2 separate regions of the Homo sapiens genome follow, and region 2 is linked to region 1. A link is a loop called in an ENCODE intact Hi-C map of the cell type or tissue named here. Cell type or tissue: heart left ventricle. All regions are shown on one strand. Links, peaks and the distances in the headings refer to the core of each region. The heading gives the core; the rest is flanking DNA. Region 1 has its middle 11 kb from the start of LINC01711. Region 2 overlaps APCDD1L (APC down-regulated 1 like).

Region 1 (2,907 bases), core at 248-2,747:
GGGCAGGGCAGGTCACGCCACCCAGGAAGGTGGGCCTGCCTTGGGTCACACTGAGACGTGCAACTTAGGGGCCCTCTCCGCTGTCACCCTTAAGGCTCACAGCCACTAGGCCACTTCCCAAACAATCTGTGATCTGGACAATTCTGAGCTGTGTCTCATCCAAACCTACCTCTCCCGTGTCACTGGGTGCCTAGTCTCTTGCTAAGTGTTGGCAACACATTTTTACCTACACTAAAGAGTCATTATGCTGCTACTATTTCTTCTAGAAAACATAGGTCCATTTTCAACAGGGCAGGCTTTCTGCCTGCTCTCTCGTCTCCAAAGGAGGCCCCTAATGATGGAGATGTAAGTCTGGTCTGGGCTCAGCCAAGAGCAGAGGACTCACGTTTACCATGCTCTTCCCAGCTCCCTGGCCCTCAAGGATGTTTCCAAACTTGCTCTTCTTTTCCGAGCCGGCCTCCATCCTGCTGGTGGGCACGTTAACACCAGCTGACAGATAACAGGCATGCACGTGGAATCACACCTTCCTGCTTTCTGAGGATGGACAAGAGTCTGGGGCTGGTGCTCCATGACATCTTCCTCTAGAAGCTTCTGGGCCGCATCTAGAAGAACAACCCATCAGGAGGAGAGAATCAAGATCCACCCTCCCGATCACAGCCTACAGGTTCATCTCTGCAAGCGCACCTCTCACCGCCTCCCCCTGCTCTCCAGCCCTGCCGACCTCCCTAGAATATGGAAGCACGTTCCTGCCCCAGGGCCTCGGCTCGGGCTGCTCCCTCTGCTCAGATGCCCTCTTTCAGCAGCTCTCCCAGTTGCTCTTTCTTGCACCATTGCACCTACTTTTCTGCCTTGCTGTTCACACGAGCCTTCACTCAGCATGCATCTGCTGAGTGCTTACTGTATGCAAGCCCTGTACTCAACACAGAGACGCAGCAAGATCAGCATGGCTCTGACCATATGGGGTTTGATTCAGTACACAAATAAGCGTGGATGGTCATTCCAGGCAGTCCTAGTAGCTCTGAAAACACATGAAGCACGGCCCCTTGATGTCGGCTCTGCTTCTTCTTATTTGTCTGTTTCTGTTTGCTGTCTGCCCTCCCCCTGGACCGTCAGCTTCATGAGGTCGGGGGTTGGTGCTGCCATTTTCTCTCTAGAAGCTTCTGGACCATGCCCAGAAGAGCAACCCATTGTGGAGGGTGGCTGCCCCTGGTGGGGATGGGGGCAACTTTTCCCATGAAGAGCCTCCCAGAGTCTCAGGCCTCAAGCAAGGCCAGAGAGGCCCCACTGCCCGCATCTGGGGGACACCCCAGAGACATGGACTGGAAATGGTTCGAGCCTGGCCCACAGCCCACGGAGCTTCTGAGAAGAGCAGTGCTGGGAGCACATCTGTCTGCCCTCGGACCCCCGGGTTCCAGCTGGGCACAGCGTCCACTGGCTCTTCAATCCCTTTCCCATCGTCCTCAAGGAGAGGAGAGTTTAATTCCACAACGGCCCGAAGCATAGGTGTGGGTGACTCAGAGCGGGCGGATGAGAACAGGAGGCCAGCAGGGATTCCGGCTGAGTGCGGCCCCCGCAGCCTCCGGCTCAGCCAGTGACTCACTCCAGACACTGCGTGAGTCAGCGGCTCTGCGGCTCTGGCCAGCTCTGACGCCCTCCGCACACTAATGAGACCCCAGCAGGACAGAGTACATGGAGGATGGGGCGCTCAGGCAGAGGGCACGGGAGGGCACACACCCCCCAAATGCACACACGTGTGTGCACACAGTTCACACAATCACACGCTATCACACACACTCGTACACAGGTGCACACACACACTTTCCAGTGCACACATGCATGTGCACACAGTATACACACACATCACACGCTATCACACACACTCGTACACACATGTGCACACACACCCTCCAATGTACATACTCATGCGCATGGTTCACACACACTTCACACACACTATCACACTCACTTGTACACAGGTGCACACACACACCCTCCAATGCACACACTCATGCACACAGTTCACACACACTTCACACACTATCCCACGCACTGGTACATACACACATGCACACACACCCTCCAATACACACACACGTGCACACAGTATACACACATCACACACTATCTCACACACTCATACACATGTGCACACACCCCCTCCAATGCACACGCATTACACACAGTTCACACACACTTACACCCACCCATATACACACATCACACACACTCATACACACATTCACATCCACATTCACAAACACACCCTTGAATGCACACACTCATATGCACAGGGTTCACACCCACCTCCATGCACCCTCATACACACTCATGTTCACATCCACATTCACACACATGTGCATACACACCCACATCTACATCCACACTTACTATACACACATTCTCATATGCCTACACAGCCCCCTCCCTCTTTCCTTCCTTCCATCATCATTCCTTCCTTCCTTCTTTTCTTCTCTCCCTCTCCCCATGCCTTCCTCCTTTCCTTCCTGGTTAAGCACATGGGTTTTGGGACCAAGGTCATCCTACCCCAGCCCTGCCAACCAGCGATGTGACCACGGACGTGCGGCTGTGCAGCTCTGTCTGCCTTGACTCCTCATCTGTGAGACGTGGAGACTGTGAATGCCCCTTCCTAGGATGAGCCTCCATGTGAAGTGCTGATCGCAGCTGGACACACCACAGCACACAGCGTTGGCTCTGGCCCCTGTGGTCAGGATCAGTCACTGAGCTGTGCTTCCGACAACCGTCTGCTGGATGCACAGTCTGAGCTGCTCAGTCTGAGCTGCACAATCCTCCTCTTTGTAGACCCAGAGGCTGGGAGTAGAGACCACAGGTACACAGATGAGTTACACTCCAGACAACAAGTGAGCCACCGAGCTGGCACCAAGTGGG
Region 2 (2,907 bases), core at 283-2,782, 140 kb after region 1:
GTGCTTCTCTAGCTCTCCCCATGACAACCCTCCCCACGGCGCCACCATCACACATGGACTAATTACATCCTCCTCCATCTCTCTCTGCTAGTTCACACCTCCCTGCTACCTTTACAGCTCCTGCCTGGAGTGCCCATTACAGCTCTCTCCATCTGTCAAGCAGCTTCTTGTCCTGCAAGACCTCAAGGCACACATAGGCAGTGGGGCCCCTCTGGAGGCCCCTCTTCTCTTTCAGTTCCCTTTGGTAAACTGGACCAGTACTGGGCAGAATAATTGGCTTGGAATGTCAGACCCTGAGCCCTTGTAGATGCCTCTCTGCTCTGCAACCCCATGGCCAAGCACACAGTAGGTGCTCAATAAATGTCGAGCCAAGATCAGGGGCTGTAAGTGCAGATGGAAGGAGGCTAGGGGTTTACAGTTACCGGACCCGGTTTTGAATTTGGGCCTCTCCACCTGTGGGTTGTGTGACAGAAGCAAGATACTGTCAGGCTTTCCCTTCTGAGCCTCCGTTTTGGGGTCTGTAAGATGGAGGCAGTCATCACCCCTATCTGGAAGGTTTGTGATAAGGGTCGAGCAGATCCATGAATGTGGGCTTCGAAGACTCCAGAGCTTTACCAAAAACGTGCATCTTGTTATCGTGGTGGTAACCATGATACTCTGATGACTCACCCGCTGTGGTCATCCAATTAGCACCGCTTTGTCCCCTTCCTGAGCTACGTGCGCTCTTCCGAGGGTAAGAACCCAGCTGGGCCAGGGTCATGAGGGAAGGTGAGAATTACAAGCCTGTTTATTTAACATTTAGGAAGCCAACACATTTTCCTGTACCTTGTCTGCAACACTTAAGCCAATATTTGCGTCTTTGGGATTCTATTTATATGGTAATTTAAAAATAGGGTTCAGACTTATAGCCGGTCTTTCTCCTGAAACTCCGAAAGCACATTAATTTTCTACACGGTAAAATAGTGCAATAATTAAATATTACCATCTATCTTAAAATCTGGTAACTCCTAGCAAAATGGGTTTTCCGAAACATGATGTAGGTTTTCCCACAAAATTGCACTCTAGGGAAATATCTTATTTTGAATGTATGAAAGAGACCACGAACTTAATCTCAATACAATGTAAGAAAAATTGATTTGTTAAATTGTAATAATTTTCTTGCATTTAAAATCTCAGTGCTTCCCGTCGCAGCTGACCCAAAGGCCCCCGTATATGTGTCTTTGGGGAGAGGCCCATGGAGCCGAGATGTCTTGTTTCATTGTTTATGAAGCTTCCCACATGCCCTTTTATGTGGTTCCAACTGGAGCTTTTGTTGTGTTGTTGCAAACTTCTCTGAAAGAGGCGAGGCTTGGTGACCCTTCACCCTTTGCCTTCAGTCTCTAAATACGTTCTCTGCGCGAGTGGAAAGGAAGATCTCCCACGTGGAAGAAAGTTTGGGCACCAGAGCTGGCCTTGGTGGGCTCCTTCTTCCGCAAGGACTGGGTGGAACGAGGGAGGCTGGGTGACCCTCAGCTGGAGGCCGAAGCTGGAGCCGGCGGGGTGAGGGTTCGCCACTGGCTCCCAATCGCCCCAACCAAAGCTCAAGAGGGCCCCCTTGTGGAAGCTCCCAAGAACAGCTCGGTGAGTGGTGTGCCTCCCCCGACGCTGGGGTTCCTCCCAGTCACCCCCGACATCTTTGGGCAGGTCTCAGATCCAAGGGTACTCAATGGAAACCACCATCCTCCATCCCTCTCTCCTCAAAACCTAAATATTTCTGCGGCCCGACAAGATTCTTGGCCCCTCTGGGGAAGATCTGGTGGAGAACCAGTTGCCAAGGCCATGAAGAGTTCAGCCGCTCAAGGGGGCATCCCAGGAGTCCCTCTCAGGCACCCTTTCTGGGTTCTGAGGGGTCTTCGCCATGATGTATACGAACACCTTCGTTCTTATTGAATGTGTCAAAACCTTGTGATTATCTTGCCGAAGTCCTGTTCTATAGAACAATAAAAGCTTCAGCCTTCTGCCAAGAGAGCTAATAAAAGTTCAGTCCAACGGGAGACTCCCAGATACACATTCTGTTTGGAAAACACTGACTCCTAACTACACCGCTTAGGGCAGGCAACAGGACATTCAGTGAGATCTGGGCACATTCAGAACCCCTTCTACGCAGTGATGCTACAAGCTGTCATCATCCCCTCACCGGCTCCTCCAAGCACCAGGTGGGATGTTGGCATCAGTGGACAGCATTGGCCAAGTTTGGTATAAATAATGTCTACAGACCAACGTGCAAGCTGGGAACGCAGGTGCTAAAGTCAAGTTAACGAGGCCTTGTCTCCAAAACACCGGAACATCTGGGTGAAAAGGGAAACGCTTCCATCTGTCACCCTGCTTCCTTGGCTCTTTGGAAGCAGCTGGCCTGTGGCTGGGATGTTCCAGTTTCCAACTGGGTGGGAGCTCCAGCCAGAGCAAGAATAATTAGCATTATCATGAGGCCAAGGGAGAGTTTTCATGTGCACAGTTTTCGTTCTGGAACATTCCTAAACAAACAAACAGAAAAACCTAGCTTATGAGCCAGGCTTGGTGGGCCAGAACTCGTCTCCCCAGGCCCCCATTCCTTTCCCATTCTGTGAACTGTGCACTTCCTTTCCCTCAGCAGGAGTGGCTAAGCAGAGGCCTCGGGGAGTTATCCTCAGTGGCCAGCCGCTTCCTCATACGCAGCGTTTTCCATTGTGGCTTAAGCACATGTCACACAAACATGAAGCAGTCACCTTCTCCAGGTGGTACCAAGCAAGGCCCACCTTTGTCCTCCATCCCGTGGTCCAGACTGACCTGAGACTTTTCATGGAGAACTGGGGGGCCAGTAGCTAACCAAACCCTGTCCCTTTGATCACCTGTCAACCCGCAGCTTCTTAATCCAAAGGCCCTTCTGCT

Evidence for each region. A loop is a pair of places that touch in the nucleus more often than their neighbours do. Peaks named below come from ENCODE experiments on the same cell type or tissue, not always from the same donor. Only the 100,000 strongest peaks of a DNase experiment are listed, where the experiment ranks them.
Region 2: a loop joins it to region 1, with 2.4 times the contacts of the local background. A loop is called at or near these places in 2 of 110 quality-filtered maps.

What each region holds. Positions count from the first base shown.
Region 1 is chr20:58,622,732-58,625,638 of GRCh38, reverse strand. No RefSeq gene overlaps it. Among named protein-coding and RNA genes, the nearest start is that of LINC01711, 11 kb to the left of the region's middle. RefSeq lists an enhancer at 1,432-1,726. In heart left ventricle, for the core only: no CTCF peak of the experiment used is centred there; DNase peaks (open chromatin) are centred at 1,568 and 2,718.
Region 2 is chr20:58,480,358-58,483,264 of GRCh38, reverse strand. All of the region lies in intron 1 of APCDD1L (APC down-regulated 1 like), which reads left to right. Among named protein-coding and RNA genes, the nearest start is that of APCDD1L-DT, 34 kb to the left of the region's middle. In heart left ventricle, for the core only: a CTCF peak has its summit at 1,584 (motif pointing left); no DNase peak of the experiment used is centred there; H3K27ac peaks cover 1,196 bases.